Regions from separate parts of the Mus musculus genome. Here region 1 is linked to region 2. A link is a contact called in ENCODE Hi-C or POLR2A ChIA-PET data. All regions are on one chromosome and are shown on one strand. The core of a region is the stretch at or near the end of the contact, and the rest is flanking DNA. Distances in the headings are between cores, read along the strand shown.

The links. A loop is a pair of places that touch in the nucleus more often than their neighbours do. ChIA-PET counts read pairs that join two places held with the same protein, here RNA polymerase II (POLR2A).
Region 1: a map of heart shows a loop between it and region 2 (2.1-fold over the local background). The contact joins the enhancer-like site here to the promoter of Niban1 in region 2. A Hi-C loop is called at or near these places in 4 of 37 maps with a recorded cell type or tissue (all heart). POLR2A ChIA-PET finds 5 or more read pairs at or near these places in 1 of 5 experiments (Patski).

Annotation. Positions count from the first base shown.
Region 1 is chr1:151,603,539-151,610,743 of GRCm38, forward strand. All of the region lies in intron 1 of Niban1 (niban apoptosis regulator 1), which reads left to right. Among named protein-coding and RNA genes, the nearest start is that of Niban1, 36 kb to the left of the region's middle. Within about 2 kb of position 4,529, at least 1 of the 3 ENCODE cell types and tissues checked has a DNase peak (open chromatin) inside an H3K27ac peak, as active enhancers do.
Region 2 is chr1:151,569,899-151,576,870 of GRCm38, forward strand. It overlaps Niban1 (niban apoptosis regulator 1), which reads left to right and starts at 1,475. Exons shown (of 14, transcript NM_022018.3): 1 at 1,475-1,686. The coding sequence starts at 1,632.

The sequences.
Region 1 (7,205 bases), core at 3,279-5,778, 37 kb after region 2:
TGTACCTGGCTCTTTTTTTTTTTTTTTTTTTTTTTTGGTGATCATATTACTAATGGCTTCTGTTTGTGAAATCTCTTTTCTCTGACTTCTTCCTCGTGGTGCTGGAGAAGACAAGCCATCACCTCACTTACTGTAGCGCTTGGTTTTCCTTCATCTTCTCTCCCCAGTTTTCCTTCTCCAGATTGGGAAGTGTGAGGCCATTGTTGGTCCCTTCACTCCCTTCCTGCCTGCCTGCCTGTCTGTCTGTCCTTTTAGTGTCACTCCTGAGAGCCCACTGTGCACTCAACTCTTACAACTTACTCTTGCACAATTTTCTTCTGAACCTAACTTAAAAAAAAAAACCCATTCACCTATTGGACATTTTCTCCTAATATTTCACCTTCTAAAATACTTCCAACCAATTTTAGTTGATTCAGCATCTTCTCAGTGCTATGCCGAGCCTAGAAATAGAAAGAGCAGTAACTTTTATCAGTCATTCTATGTTAAATATATTTTATCTTATATTTCGAGACAGAGATTCATGTAGCCTAAGCTGGCTGTAAACTTCCCATGCTTCCTGAGTGCCGGGATTATGGGAGTACACTAATAAACTTGGGTTTATTTTGTGCTAGAGAACTAGCCCGTGGCTTTGTGCATACATCACCAGCACAACAGATATATTTTAAAATACACCCCCAGGAGCTTTGTGAATTCTCCAAAAGGAAACTTTAAATTCTATGTAAAAAGGATGGAGAAAGCTTATGGGCAGTAAGCTATGAGTGGAAACCCCGAGTGGAAACCCCTCGGGGAGAAGAGGCTAGGAGAACCTGAAAGGAGGTGACATATTTTAGGGATAGGAACCTGGGTGAGAGGCTCACGCTCTTCTGGGAGTAGACAGGAAAGGGAGCAGTCTTGACTCTGTCACCTCTCTCTGTTTTTTTCCATCAGTTCCATCTGCCTAAGATTTTTTTTTTTCTCCTTCTGTGTTTGCCTTCTGTTACCCCCCTGGGACTGCAACTCTCCTCTGAACTCTGAGCCTTTTTTTTTATATATAGTGCTTACATGGTGTCCAGTTTATTCTGCCCTGGACAAACTTCACCTTTGTACCAAACTCTTCTTTAGAATTCTGTAGCATCTAGTTCTACTGCATATAATGAGAGCTTAACACTTGCCTTGAATGTTGAACGATGTTAGTCTGCAGGAGACAGGCAAACTTCTCATGAAGTCCAAACAACGCATAATCCTTCCTGGGGAAACTGGCAATCGATTTGCTACAGAAGCAGATTAGTCAATGGTTGTTCAGTGGTGTAACGGACCCAAGTCGTGATATAACAGCTTCAACCAGCTCTTTAAGATGCTGTTTAGCAACTGATCTTGGGATGCTGTTCACGATTACTGGGTAGAACCTAAGACTCGGTGTATAAAGTTGTGTGTGTATTGACAACTAAGTCCTGTTGATATTCTATAATTTCTTATTGACAAGAAGTGTGCCTTAACTTGAGAAGTCCATCATAGTTGCCACATTTTTTAATGTAAAAGGCTAGCAGAATTTAAATACAGTGGCTTCATGATGTCCAAACAACCCCTGGAAAGCTGAAAAATGTGTCCGACGGGCATTGCTATTTGTGTCTCAGCTTGGCCTTCTTTTTACATTTACAAGAAAAAAATTGGTTTTGATTAGAAAGAAAGAAAAGGCATAAAGACAAATAAGAGAAAATGGAGAGGAGAGGAGAGGAGAGGAGAGGAACTGCTTTTAGTCAGCTATAACACGAGACATTTTAGGCCATCCTGTCTCCTCCCTCTGCTCCAGACAGCCCACCACTACATATAAATTCTAATGTCAGAAATTCTCTTGAATTGTCTTTTATCTGTTTTTATGTCATTGCCCAACTTTGTGCTAAATAATACCCTTTTAGTAGGGTTACTGCACCATTGGCTTCCCTAACACTTATTTGTGTATGTGTTCCCCAAACTACCCTTGATATGCCTATAAAATTTGAGCTTGTGACTTCCCCATTAGAAATCAACCTTATTCCTGCCTACCTCCGTAGCCTCATCTCTCTACTCTCCTCCTGATTACACCATTCCAGACTGCTCCCAAGCATGCATATACTTGAAGCATTTGAGTTCCGGCTCTTTTTCACCATCACGCTGCCTCCGGCCCTCCTGCAGAGTTAGATGCGCCTGGTATTTGTGCCATTTACTTAGTATATGTATCCTATTGCTTAGTTCTCGTGGTAGTTGTTTAGAGTGAGCAGTCTTTGGCTCCACTTTACAGGTAAGAGAAAAATGAAGCTCAAAGAACTTAAGCAATATTCCAAAGGCCACACAGTAGGAAACAGTAAGCTGGGATTGGGACCACATTCTTCACCATTCACAAGCCATGCTCACACCTCTCATCACCTTGCTCAGTTGTGTCAGCTCCCACAACACCATGTTTCCTTCACCATGGTGTGCCATTGCTTGCCTGTTCTTCATTTACACTATTCTCACAGACCCACCTTTCGTCTTGACATCATCATCCATTACCATGGTATCTAGTCCCCAACCCTAAGAGGGACTTTTAAGTAGAAATGAGACAATGAGTGTTGTGTGACCTCCATAGCTCTGAGAACCTTGGTTTCTTTATTTGAGAATATGTTTAATATTCACAGTGGGCATAAGTGTTGTTGTTGTTGTGATATAAGGGCTGAAGAATATCCCTCAAAATGGTTCCCAGATTCTCCCAACATTACCTTATTTGAAAAAAAAAATTCTATTTTCCAGATTCAAGATCTTGAGATCAAAGTTTGGGTGTAGTAATTAGCATGGTCATGTATTAAGAAGTAGAAGCAGGAGGATCAGAAGTTTGGGTCATTCTTAGCTACGTAAGGAGTTCCAGGCCAGCCTGGGTTACATGCAATCAAGGCTCCCAAAGCCAAAACAAACTAAGCCTAGCCTTGAGATGAGATTATTTACATAACCACATGAATCCCGAGAAGAGAAAGGTAGAGGAAGGGGGACAGACCTGTACCCATGTGCTATGCACACAGAGGTAACATGAAGACTGAGGCAGAACGGAGTAAGACACAAGTCAGAGTGACAGCTGTCACCAAATATGGAAAATGTGAAGGACAGGTTACCCCTTGCATTAAATATGCCATTGCCTTGATTTTTACCCCCGTGATTCTGGCTTAGATGGCTGACTTCCAGAGCAAAGGAAGAACATGTTTCTGTCATTTGAAACAGCTAAGTGTGCTTCATCGCATCCGCGACAGGGAACAGGCAGCAAGACGCAATAGTATGGGAGACCAGGTTGAGTGTCATTTGCTTTCTCTTGGAAAGTTCTCAGCTTCCACTTTTCAGTGTATCAAAGAGGGAGAGGATCTTCCCCTGGACTGTTGGAATTTGTGAGCCCTCGAGTCTTTCTTCCTCAGACGCCAGCCTGTCATAGTTCAGGCAGAGCATACTTGCATTTCTTAAGAATATACACTACACTGCCTTTCACTACCTCGTGATGGAATCTGGGAGCGCACTTGTATTTGGGTAGGATTGGAGGACAGGTTCATGTGGTTTAGTCAATTTAGCAGAAGTGCAAACCTTTAAGTAGACTAAGCTTTCCTATTTGTGTGCCAGTCACAGGTGTAGGTGGGAGTCCACGGTAGCTGAGTGTGCTTGTTACTGTCTGTTCTTGTGATGAGACCCCACAACAAAAGCAATTTCAAGAGAGAAAGGTTTTATTTGGCTACAAGTTCAGGTCATAGTTATCATTGCAACAAAGTCAAGACAGGGACCTGAGGCAGCTAATCACATCCACAGTCAAGAGCAGAGAGAAAATAAACACATGGATGGTTACTTGTGCTCCGCCCCCTCTACATTTGCATAGTCCTGGATACAAGCCTAGGGAATGGCACTGCCCACCTTCAGTGTGGATGTCTCCTCCTGCATTAATCTAATTAAGAAAAATCCCTCACAGCCATGCCCACAGGCCAACTTATCTAGATGTTGTTCCCATTTGAGACTCTTCTCAGGTGATTCTAGATTAAGGCAAGTTTACAATCAAAACTAACCATCACACCAGTTTCTCTCAAATCTGAAGCTCTGCGACCTCTGCCCTGGGTTGCTTTCAAAGAGGCATTTGTGGGCTAAGCAGAATTAAGAGGCCACCGAAAGTTTTTCAGGATGCTTTTGTAGGGTACTTCCAAATCCATCTTAAAACTTTGTGTTGATCGATGTTCATGTTCCCTTGCACCTGAGCAGTAGTCTACAGGTTCAGCATAGTCCCCACCCTTCCTTCTCTGCTCTCAGGCGTGACTTGGGGTAGCTCTGCTGCTCTGATTCACTTAACCTGGGGTCTTCTCAGGATCACAGCTCAGCAGCAACAGCAGGCTGCAGACTGAGGTCTGCAACAAGGCAGGGGCACCGTCGAGAACGTCAGCAGGCAGCAGAGCAGACCGTCACTAGAGACACTGGGTCTGTGAAGCTGAAGTAATATTTATCCAAAACATCTGACCTCCTTCTCATAAAAGTTCAAATTATACTTTGGGCTACAAGGAAGCTCTCTCTGAGCTCACTGGTCAGCCACATCCGTGGAAACCCTCACAAGCTCACTGACCTTGGCCCTTCTCCAGGCCTCCATTATGGCAGGGTGTGACGCTCTAGCTGGACTGAACAGGAATGCTCTGAGGCTGGAAAGGACAAGTGGGCTGGGTCTCTGGTTCCCTGGGCTCCTGGGAAAGGAGCTGCTAGGCTCAGTACAGCTGAAGGGCTCCCATCTGCTACAATGTGGATCTACCTCAAGTGATGAAGATAACAGAGGCAAGACGTTCATAGGCCTTGAAAACTCACAGATGGACTTGTGTTTCCTTTCTGAGTCATTCTCTGTGGACCATTAAGCGATGATCTTATAAGATCACCGTTTTCTGGGGATCTCATAAGAAACTTGATGTAGGCAAACATATTGAAACTCAGCAGGTTCAGCCATTTGATTCAGTGAGTAATTAATCGTCCCCAGGTCACTCCTGCCCAGGTGAGTGAGTTCTTGCTGGAACCTATGTCCAAGACTTATTAAGAAGTATGGTGTGAGGAGAGAGAGCTAAGATGGATGGAGACTAAAGCAAAGCACAATGGGAAACGCTGTCCTGGTTGAAAAGCCTTGAAGTCAAGAGTCACAGTTCTCCTCATTTGTCCTTCTGCAGAGACTGGATTGAATTTGAGCTTGAGTAAGAATGGATTTGAGAAGATGCAAATATTATATTCAAAAGCCAGAGAGACACAACATTCCAGTGGTCCTAAGGCTGACTTCTTGACAGTGTATGAAGTGGCCATGTACAAAACTCTTACTGGAAACCAGGATGAGAGCGAGAACAAGAAGGGCAAAATACTTCACAATGTGTGGACTCATTATGGGTTAAAAAAACCAAACAAACAAATAAGCAACTGGTGGGTAAATTCCAAGACCCAAATGTAGGCACACCAATTGAATCATTGAATCAAGGGTCTTCAAAATGTTAACCTAAGATCTAGAGCAAAACATGTCTCCTTCTCCAGGAACTGTTAAGTGCCAACAGCTCAACTTGAGCCTACTGGCACTATGTTTAGTAAAAATTCCATTCCAAGAATGGCTCATAATGGTGCATTTGAATGAATTTCTTTCTAAATAAAACCAGTGTTTGGGGGCGGAAACAGGTAGATTGCAGGGGTTCACTGGCCAACAAAGCTGAAAAAGAAAGTCCCGGGTTCAGAGAGATCCTCTATCTTTAAAAATAAGATGGGGAGTGGTTGAGGACAACACCCAAGGTGACCTCTGGCCTTCCTATGTGCATGAATATACATGTGCACTCACATGCACATACCACACACACAATAATAATAAAATTATTTTCATTTACATTATATTCATTACCTAAAGTGTTTTGATTTTCTTTCTAGTTTCACAACCTACATAAACACAAATACAGATACATATGTATATTTAAATTTAATATAGATTTGGCATATGGGAGAAGAGTTTCAGTGTTTGCCTTTCTCTGTCTGGCTCTTACTTAATAATGATTTCTACTTCTATCCATTTTCCTGAAAATGTGATGGTTGTTTTCGTCACCATGGAATAAAGTTACATGAATATATACTACATTTCCTTTACCAGTTTGATTGCTAATGTAAGATGGCTCCATTTCCTAGATATTTTGAATAGTGCACCAATAAACACAGATGTGTAAGTATCTCTATGGTATGTTGACTTAGAGTCCTTTGGATATATACCCAAGTGACATATGTGGGCCATATTTAAACCAGACATTTCTGTGTTCAAACTATACACAAAGTAAGATTCAAGTCCTGTCCTGATGTAATAGAGATATAAATAATAATAACATTAAATAGGTGCTGCTGAAATATTGATGGAAATAGTCCCAGATGCAAAAGTCAATAAATCTAGGTTATGGTCTTGAGTGGACCTCTTGCCACAAATGTGAATTTATGAGCACTAGTTTTTTCCTACGCCCAGGGGCCCTATGGAGACTCCTGTTTGAAACTGTGAGCATGAAATTATATAACTATATGGAATGTGACCAACATTACCTCCTACTTATAGTCAGAGAAGGGAATGGAAGGCATGGAGAGGTCAAGAGAGGTCATGTGGGTCCCAAAGGGCTCGTGGAAGATGCAGCGTTTGGGAGAGGCCTGAACAGTGGATCCTCTGGGCAGCAAATGGACAGTGATTACCATCTGCTGACTGAATAGACTTTGAAGGATGGGCTGGACTCCCACAGGGGTGCTGCCCGGACCTGGGGACACATGGGTCTTGCTGGCAGAATAGTTTGACAGGGGATTAGGGAATTGTGTGGTACAGGTGAACTGGTTCTCAAGCGAGTACTGACTTTCCCTGGTAGACTAGGGAGTTTGTGCTCAATGGAGTCAAGCCACTCTTTCATGTCTCTGTCTCCATTCATGTTTTCTGGACTATTGAGAGTTTATGACTCCACTTTCCACCAGCGATGTCCATCCTTTGCTTGGAAAGGGCTTTAGGCAGTCCTGGGCAGAGATAAAGAAGTCTTTTATTATATAGTAACAGACAATCAGCATCTCTCTCAGCTACTTTCCTGGAAAAAACCCAGCTATAAGGACTGTGCTGTATAGTTTTATATGTAGAGGTGCAATTAAGAGACTGCCTTCCTAAGACTGGGCTGCAGGCAAGCCTGTAGGGCATTTTCTTAATTAGTGATTCATGGGGGAAAGCCCAGCCC
Region 2 (6,972 bases), core at 225-2,724:
TCAGAGATTCGCCTGCCTCTGCCTGTCCCTCCTGAGTCCTGGGAGTAAACACTCACACCACCATGGCTGGTGTTTAGGGAGGGTTCAGGCGAAGTCTCTCGGTGTTGTTAGCTTTTCTTCTCTTTTCTTTTTTCTTTCCTTTTATTCTCCTTATTTCCTTCCTCCTTTCTTTTTCTTTTTTTCTCTCTCTCTCTTTTTGATACTGCTTTTCATGTAGCTCAAGCTGGCCTCCGACTCTCCATGTAGCCCACTCCTCCAGCGTTCGTTCGCCTCCCAGAGTGCAGGAATTGCAGATACGCACTGGCACACCTTGTTTGTGAGATGCTGAGGTGCAAACCCAGAGCTCCAGGAATGCTACTAGCAGCACTCTGTTCATGAGCCTGAAGATGTTAGCCTGTGAGAGTTGAATGAATGAGGCACCCAGAGAGGAAAACTGAGCAAGTGGTTCACCTTGGCATAGGGGAGCGAGCAGGGCAGGGGCTGGAACCTAGAGAGCAGAGACAGAAACGCTGGTAAATGAGAGGGGAAGCCCCCCACCCCTCAGGCTATAATAGACCCTTGGCTTTTCCTTTGAAGCCCGGAGCCGGGTTAGACTGTTGTGAGGCTTAATGTGAGAAACGAGGGCAGTGGAGATGGTAAGAATTCCCTGGACGTTGGACATATTTTGAAATTAGACTCGACAGGATTTTACTGATGATCTAGTGTACAGGGTGCGAGAGACTCGGTGTGTGAGCTGTGAGAAATATGTGTTAAAGTTCTGGTGAATTAACTTTAGAGGCAGCTGTGGAGAAGCCTTAAAGTCCTCTTTAGGCCTGGTTAAGTTGATAGGAATTGTAAAACTCCTGGCCACTAAGAACAGAAAGAAATCAGGATGACCCCTCTGCCCAGGGTGTTCTTGCCTGAGGCGGCCAAGCTGAAGAGATAGTGGCCTTGCATACGAGAAACCACGTGGTAAGAAGACTTGAAGGTTAAGGTGTCAGGACAGACTCCCTGGAGTCGTAGGCAGGTTCAGGGCTTACTTAGTGTGTGGAACCGGCCTTGGCTTCTCCCATTTCTCTCCCCTGCTTCCCCTTCAGTTCCCATCTCTCAAATCCAAGTGCTTGGTTACAAGAAGCTTTGACTCTCCAAGGTTCCCATACTTCCGTGCAAGGGAATTCCGGAGGTGGGGATGCGGATGGGAGTGGGGGATCTGTGGACAGGTGGCTGGAGAACAGGAAGGGGAAGGGCTCCTGACCTCCACCTGGTGGGACTGTAAATCTCCATCTGGGAGAAGTTACAGTCACATGGAAGAAGTCCGCTCTCTCCACTCCCTCCACGATGGGTCTGGGCTGTCCCCAAACTGGTGAAAAGTCAGTCTCGAGAAGGAGGAAAGTATTTTTACTATGGTTACTCCCTGGAGTTCCTAGGACAGCCCCCGGGGTTCCAGCGCAGCGAGGGCGGGAAGACAGCCCCCGGGCCAGCCCACACATCTTCCGAGGGCGCGGGCCTGGAGGAGGCGCCCGGGCCGGCGACGCCTCTCAAGGAAGTTGGCCCTTTAATTACAGAGCCAGTTCCCTGACACATCCACCTTCAGCGGCAAGCAGCAGGCGCAGTTGGTGTCAGTCCTCTGCCTCCCGTGCAGCACCGCGGCCATGGGCGGCTCAGCTTCCAGCCAGCTGGACGAGGGCAAGTGCGCCTACATCCGAGGTACGGCGGCCAGGGCGGCAGGGTGGCGCAGAGCCAGGGCTAGCCTGGTCACCTGCACGCTGATCTTCCGAGGGAGCACTGGCTAGCTGGTGCTACCGGCGGGCGTTGGGCTCCTAGACTTGCGCTCGCCTCCGGGAGCGGAGCCCCGGTGTCCTGTTTCAAGCACCCGCGACTCAGGTGGGGTAGAGAGTAGGGACGGGATGATGCAGGACACACGTGAGAGGCAGGTACTCCCAGGGTGGCTGGAGAGAACTTTGTTGGTGCCCCCTCGCACTCCACCCCTCCTGCCCCCGCCCTGTGCCCCTCCAGCCTCAGAATCTGTTCCTTCCCTGCTGGGGAGACATCTTTCTTGTTTGTACTTGGCTCTGAGTAATTTCCAAAGGTTAGAGGTTTACTGGGGTTATCCCCTCGAGTTTTGAGATTTCCTTAGTGGTAGTGGTGGGGAGTTCCTGGGCTATCAGAATTTCCCTCCGGGTCATATTGGCCTGGTTTTGTAAAGTGCAGCGCAGGCCACACCTTCTCCTGAACTTCACACCAATTGCAGGGCGATTTCATCAGAAGCAGAAAGGATGAAATCTTTACCTTTTCAGGTTGGATGGTTCCCTTCCTTCCCCTGAGAGGGAGGAAAACAAAAGGGGAAGCTCGGAGTGTTTTTGCAACAGTTGTTAAAGCTATAGATGGGGAGAAACATCTTTTTAGGAGATCTTGACCTACGGAGTGATTCAGTAAGAGAGAGACAGGCAGAAGAAACCAAAACTCGGTGGCACAGAAACTGCAGGAAATCCAGAGTTCTTATCTTTCGTTGTGTTTGGTTCTTACCCCACCCACCCTAATCTTGCCCTCAGCCACAGACATTCAGCTAGCTATGAATTTAGTGCCCCACTCCTGGCTTCCCAAGTACTTTGAAAAGTATGTATTAAAGGAGGGCTACTGATTTCTTTGAGTTAATTTTATATGCAGCCACTTTGCAGAATTTATCAGCTGTAGGAGTTCTCTGGTAGATTTTGGGGTCATTTATGTATATTATGATATCATCCAAAAATAGCGATACTTTGACTTCTTCCTTTCCGATTTGTATCCGCTTGATAATTTTTAGCTGTCTTATTGCTCTGGCTAGAACTTGCAGTACTATACTGAATAGATAGGGAGAGAGTGAGCAGCCTTTACTTTGTTATGCTTGCAAACTGGAGTCTAGCATGATTGTCCTCTTAGAGGCTCCAACCAGCAGCTGACTCATACAGATGCAGACACCCACAGCCAAACAGTGGATGGGGCTTGGGGACTCGTATAGAAGAAGAGGAGGAAGGATTGCTGCCCTGAAGGGAATAGGAACTCCACAGGAAGACCAACAGAGTCAACTAACCTGGACTCTTAGGGTTCTCAGAGACTGAACTACCAGCCAAAGAATATACACAGGCTGGACCTAGGCCTCCCTGCACATATGTAGCAGATGTGTAGTTTGGTCTCCACGTGGTTCCCAAACAACTGGAAGGGGGTTATCCCAAAAGCTGCCCATGGGATGTGTTCTTCTAGCTGGGCTGCCTTCAGTGGGAAAGGATGTGCCTGGCCTCGAAGAGACTTTATGTGCCAGGGTAGGGGTGTACCCAGGGGGCCTCCACCCACTCAGAGGAGAAGGGGAGGGGTTCGGGGGAAAGCATTGTGGGAGGGGGTGACTGGGATGGGGCCAGTGAATAGGATGTAAAGTGAATTTTTAAAAAGTATGTATTAAGCTCCAAGTTTTACTTTAACTTTTTAGAAGAAACAGTGAACTTTTTCCTGATGCCCCTTTCTGGCCCTTAAGATTATATCTAAAAGAAATACATTTATTCATTTATTAATTCTGTATTTGTTGTCAGTCATAGTGTTTCAAAACCTTTTTAAAGGGTGCCATATAAAGGCAGATTCAAGGCAGGAGCTATAATTGATTTTCCAGATTCTTGCTTCTGCTCACTTCGGGACAGGGAGTTATCAGTGTGAGGGGACAAGCTCAGTCACTTGTCCCTCAGTGGTGGTCTTGGCCCTCTGCACAGGGAGAAAAGATGGAGATTTTATTTAAGACTAAGCCTGCTAATTTTACTCTTCACTGTTCACCCCCCCCTCCCCCCCCGTGCTGGGCTCAGAGATGACACAGAACACTAACAAGGGGCTTGCATTAGCCCGTGAGCAAAATTGTGTTTGTGACGTTTATAAGATGTTTCACTGCATAGTGAGAAGCACTGAAAGTTGATGCATAGCCAGTTACAAGTATCAGGATCCCTGGCAAGGTTGGTGATGAGCTGCCTTGCAGGCCTGGTTCACACACCTCAAGGTCATGACCTTTGTTATGATTTGATGCAAGTATTGTACTCAAATAAGGAAAAGTGTTAGCCTCTTTATTCTAAAACAACATTGATAGACACACAAAAGTCACTATGTAAGGAAGATGCAATAATCGTATTTAAGTTAGTAAAACTATAGTCATTACATCCCTTAGTCTTGGATTGTTTTCTCTCTTTCTGTATTTGGAAGGGGGTTTGCATGGCATGTAAGCTGGGGAGGGAAGAAAGGAGTTAAAATACCTCCAGAGAAAATGAGCCTCTGCTTCACGGGACTGGCGGCCCTGAGCACGCCAGAAGGGAAAAGAGCCTTGGAAAAATGCATGGAGCTTGAAATTATTCCTGCATGAGCAAACAGAGATCACGGGGTTCTGATTTCCCCAGCAGTTTTGAAGCTTCAGGTCCCTAAATAAAACCATACCCCTGCATTTATCCCTCCGCCCATCCTTCAGCCCATAAATATCCTCAAGCTTTGAGTTAATTGTAAGTAAAACAATTGGAGGTTTGAAGGTCGAGTTTAAATACAGTTTTACGATCTGCTCCCCATAAAGTAGCCACAGTGAAACATACATTTGAAAGCTGCTGCTGAAGCAATAACTTTCTTTGGTCCTTGATATATACTTTGCCAGGACGTGGAATAACTAGTCCATAATTTTTTTTTTTTTTTTGGCTTTTGGAGACAGGGTTTCTCTGTATAGCCCTGGCTATCCTGGAACTCACTTTGTAGACCAGGCTGGCCTCAAACTCAGAAATCTGCCTGCCTCTGTCTCCCAAGTGCTGGGATTAAAGGCATGCGCCACCACACCCTGCTAGTCCATAAATTTTAAGCCATGCTGACTTTGTATCTGTTTGAAGAGGCTGTACTTCTAGAATGGTAACACTCTAACCATGCTGACTTTGTGTCTGTTTGAAGCGGCTGTACTTCTAGAATGGTAACACTCTAACCATGCTGACTTTGTATCTGTTTGAAGAGGCTGTACTTCTAGAATGGTAACACTCTAACCATGCTGACTTTGTGTCTGTTTGAAGAGGCTGTACTTCTAGAATGGTAACACTCTAACCATGCTGACTTTGTATCTGTTTGAAGAGGCTGTACTTCTAGAATGGTAACACTCTAACCATGCTGACTTTGTGTCTGTTTGAAGAGGCTGTACTTCTAGAAGGGTAACACTCTAACCATGCTGACTTTCAGGCTGATCCTTTAACAAGGACCATTTGATTTTGTGCCTCAAAATTTGGCATGGATGTTTTGACAGGACTTTTGTTTCTTAGAATTCAGTCAATCTTCGGGTAAAGCAAGGCCAGGTGTGTTATAGAATTACTTCATTCCGAGTGTGGCAGTTTTAAATATCACCCAATAGCCTAAAAGGGATTAATTTTCGGATGGCTTAGAGGGCTTCTAATAACTTCCCATGATGAGGCATATTTATTAATAAGCAGGGTGGAGGCTGACTTCTCCTCATGATGCCCTCTGGTAGCCTTTAGCAATTACTTCATTATTCTGTGTAAAGGAATTATATTTTCCTTTAATCAGGGATGCAGCTCATTTAGTCAGTGGTCAGCTTAAGATGTTCTTCTCTTTTTATAGCATTAAAACTTTTTATTATTATTTTGCCTGCGATGTGTGAGGATGGGTATGTCCTTGCATGCATGCTGAGGTCAGAAGGCATAGAGCTGGCCCTCTCTTTTTACCTTAACATGGGCTGCAGAGGTTGAACTCAGGTCTCCAGGCTTAAGTGACAACTGCTTTACCCCTGAGACATCTTCCTGGCCCTTTTTGTGTCATTTATAAAAAAAAAAAAAAAAAAAAAACAAGACTCCCTAAAACTGGCATTGTTAAAACTTTAGATCAGTAGTTCTCAACCTGTGGGTCTCAAACCCTTTGGGGGTTGCACATCAGATGTCCTGCACATCAGATATATTTACACTGTGACTTATCACGGCAACAAAATTACAGTTATGAAGTTGCAATGAAATAATTGCATGGTTGGGGTCACCACAATGTGAGGAACTGTGTGTTAAACGGTTGCAGTATAAGGAAGGCTGAGAACCACTGCCTTAGATGAAGCAGACAAACAACCATATCTATAATGTTTTTTTTTTCTTGTTGAAACAATAACTTTATTCCTTTTTAGAATGAAGGGTTGAGGGTTGGTGACACAGCTCACTGGGAAAGGCACTCCCTGAGGCCCTCATTCCGATTCTTAGAGTCCACCTGATGAAGAAGAGAACTGACTCTCACAAGTTATCCCTGACTTCCACATGGTACAATGCTCCCCCCACAAACCAACCAACCAACCAACCAACCAACCAACCAACCAACCAACGTAATGCAAGATTTAAAAGAAGGCCTAGGGAAATGGCCCAGCAGGTAACCATGCTGTTGCTAAGCCTGGTAACATGAGTTCAAGTCCCAGGATTCACATGGTGGAAGAAGAGAGCTAGCTCCCACACACTTCACACTTGTGCCATGACACTACATTCCCACCTCTACAGAAAATAAATAAGTATAGAAAATTAAAACTACTATTGAATTGTTGTTTTTGTTTTTGTGAGATAGGGTTTCTCTGTGTAGCCCTAGCTGTCCTGGAACTTGCTCTATACACCAGGCTGGCTTCAAACTCACAGAGATTCACCAGCGTCTGCCTCTGGAGTGCTGGGATTAAAAGTGTGCACTACCATGCCTGGTTTAAATTCAGCAAGCAAGAACTGGGGTTACACAGTGCCAGTATAGGTTTGGTGGGCACATGTGAGCCTGCTATCAGGAAGTAGTTAAGGAAACTGTTCCTGGACTTCCCAGGGCCTACAAGTGGTCAAGGGGGCCAACCTGACACCCAAGTGGAGTAAGTAGTTAAGCAAGTTCTTACAGAAAGCGTTCTTCAATTGGGGGCCTCGATGTACACATATAATGGTAGCGCCCAGGAGGCTAGGCGAAGGCAGGAGAGTCATGACGTCAACGCCAGTTCAGGCT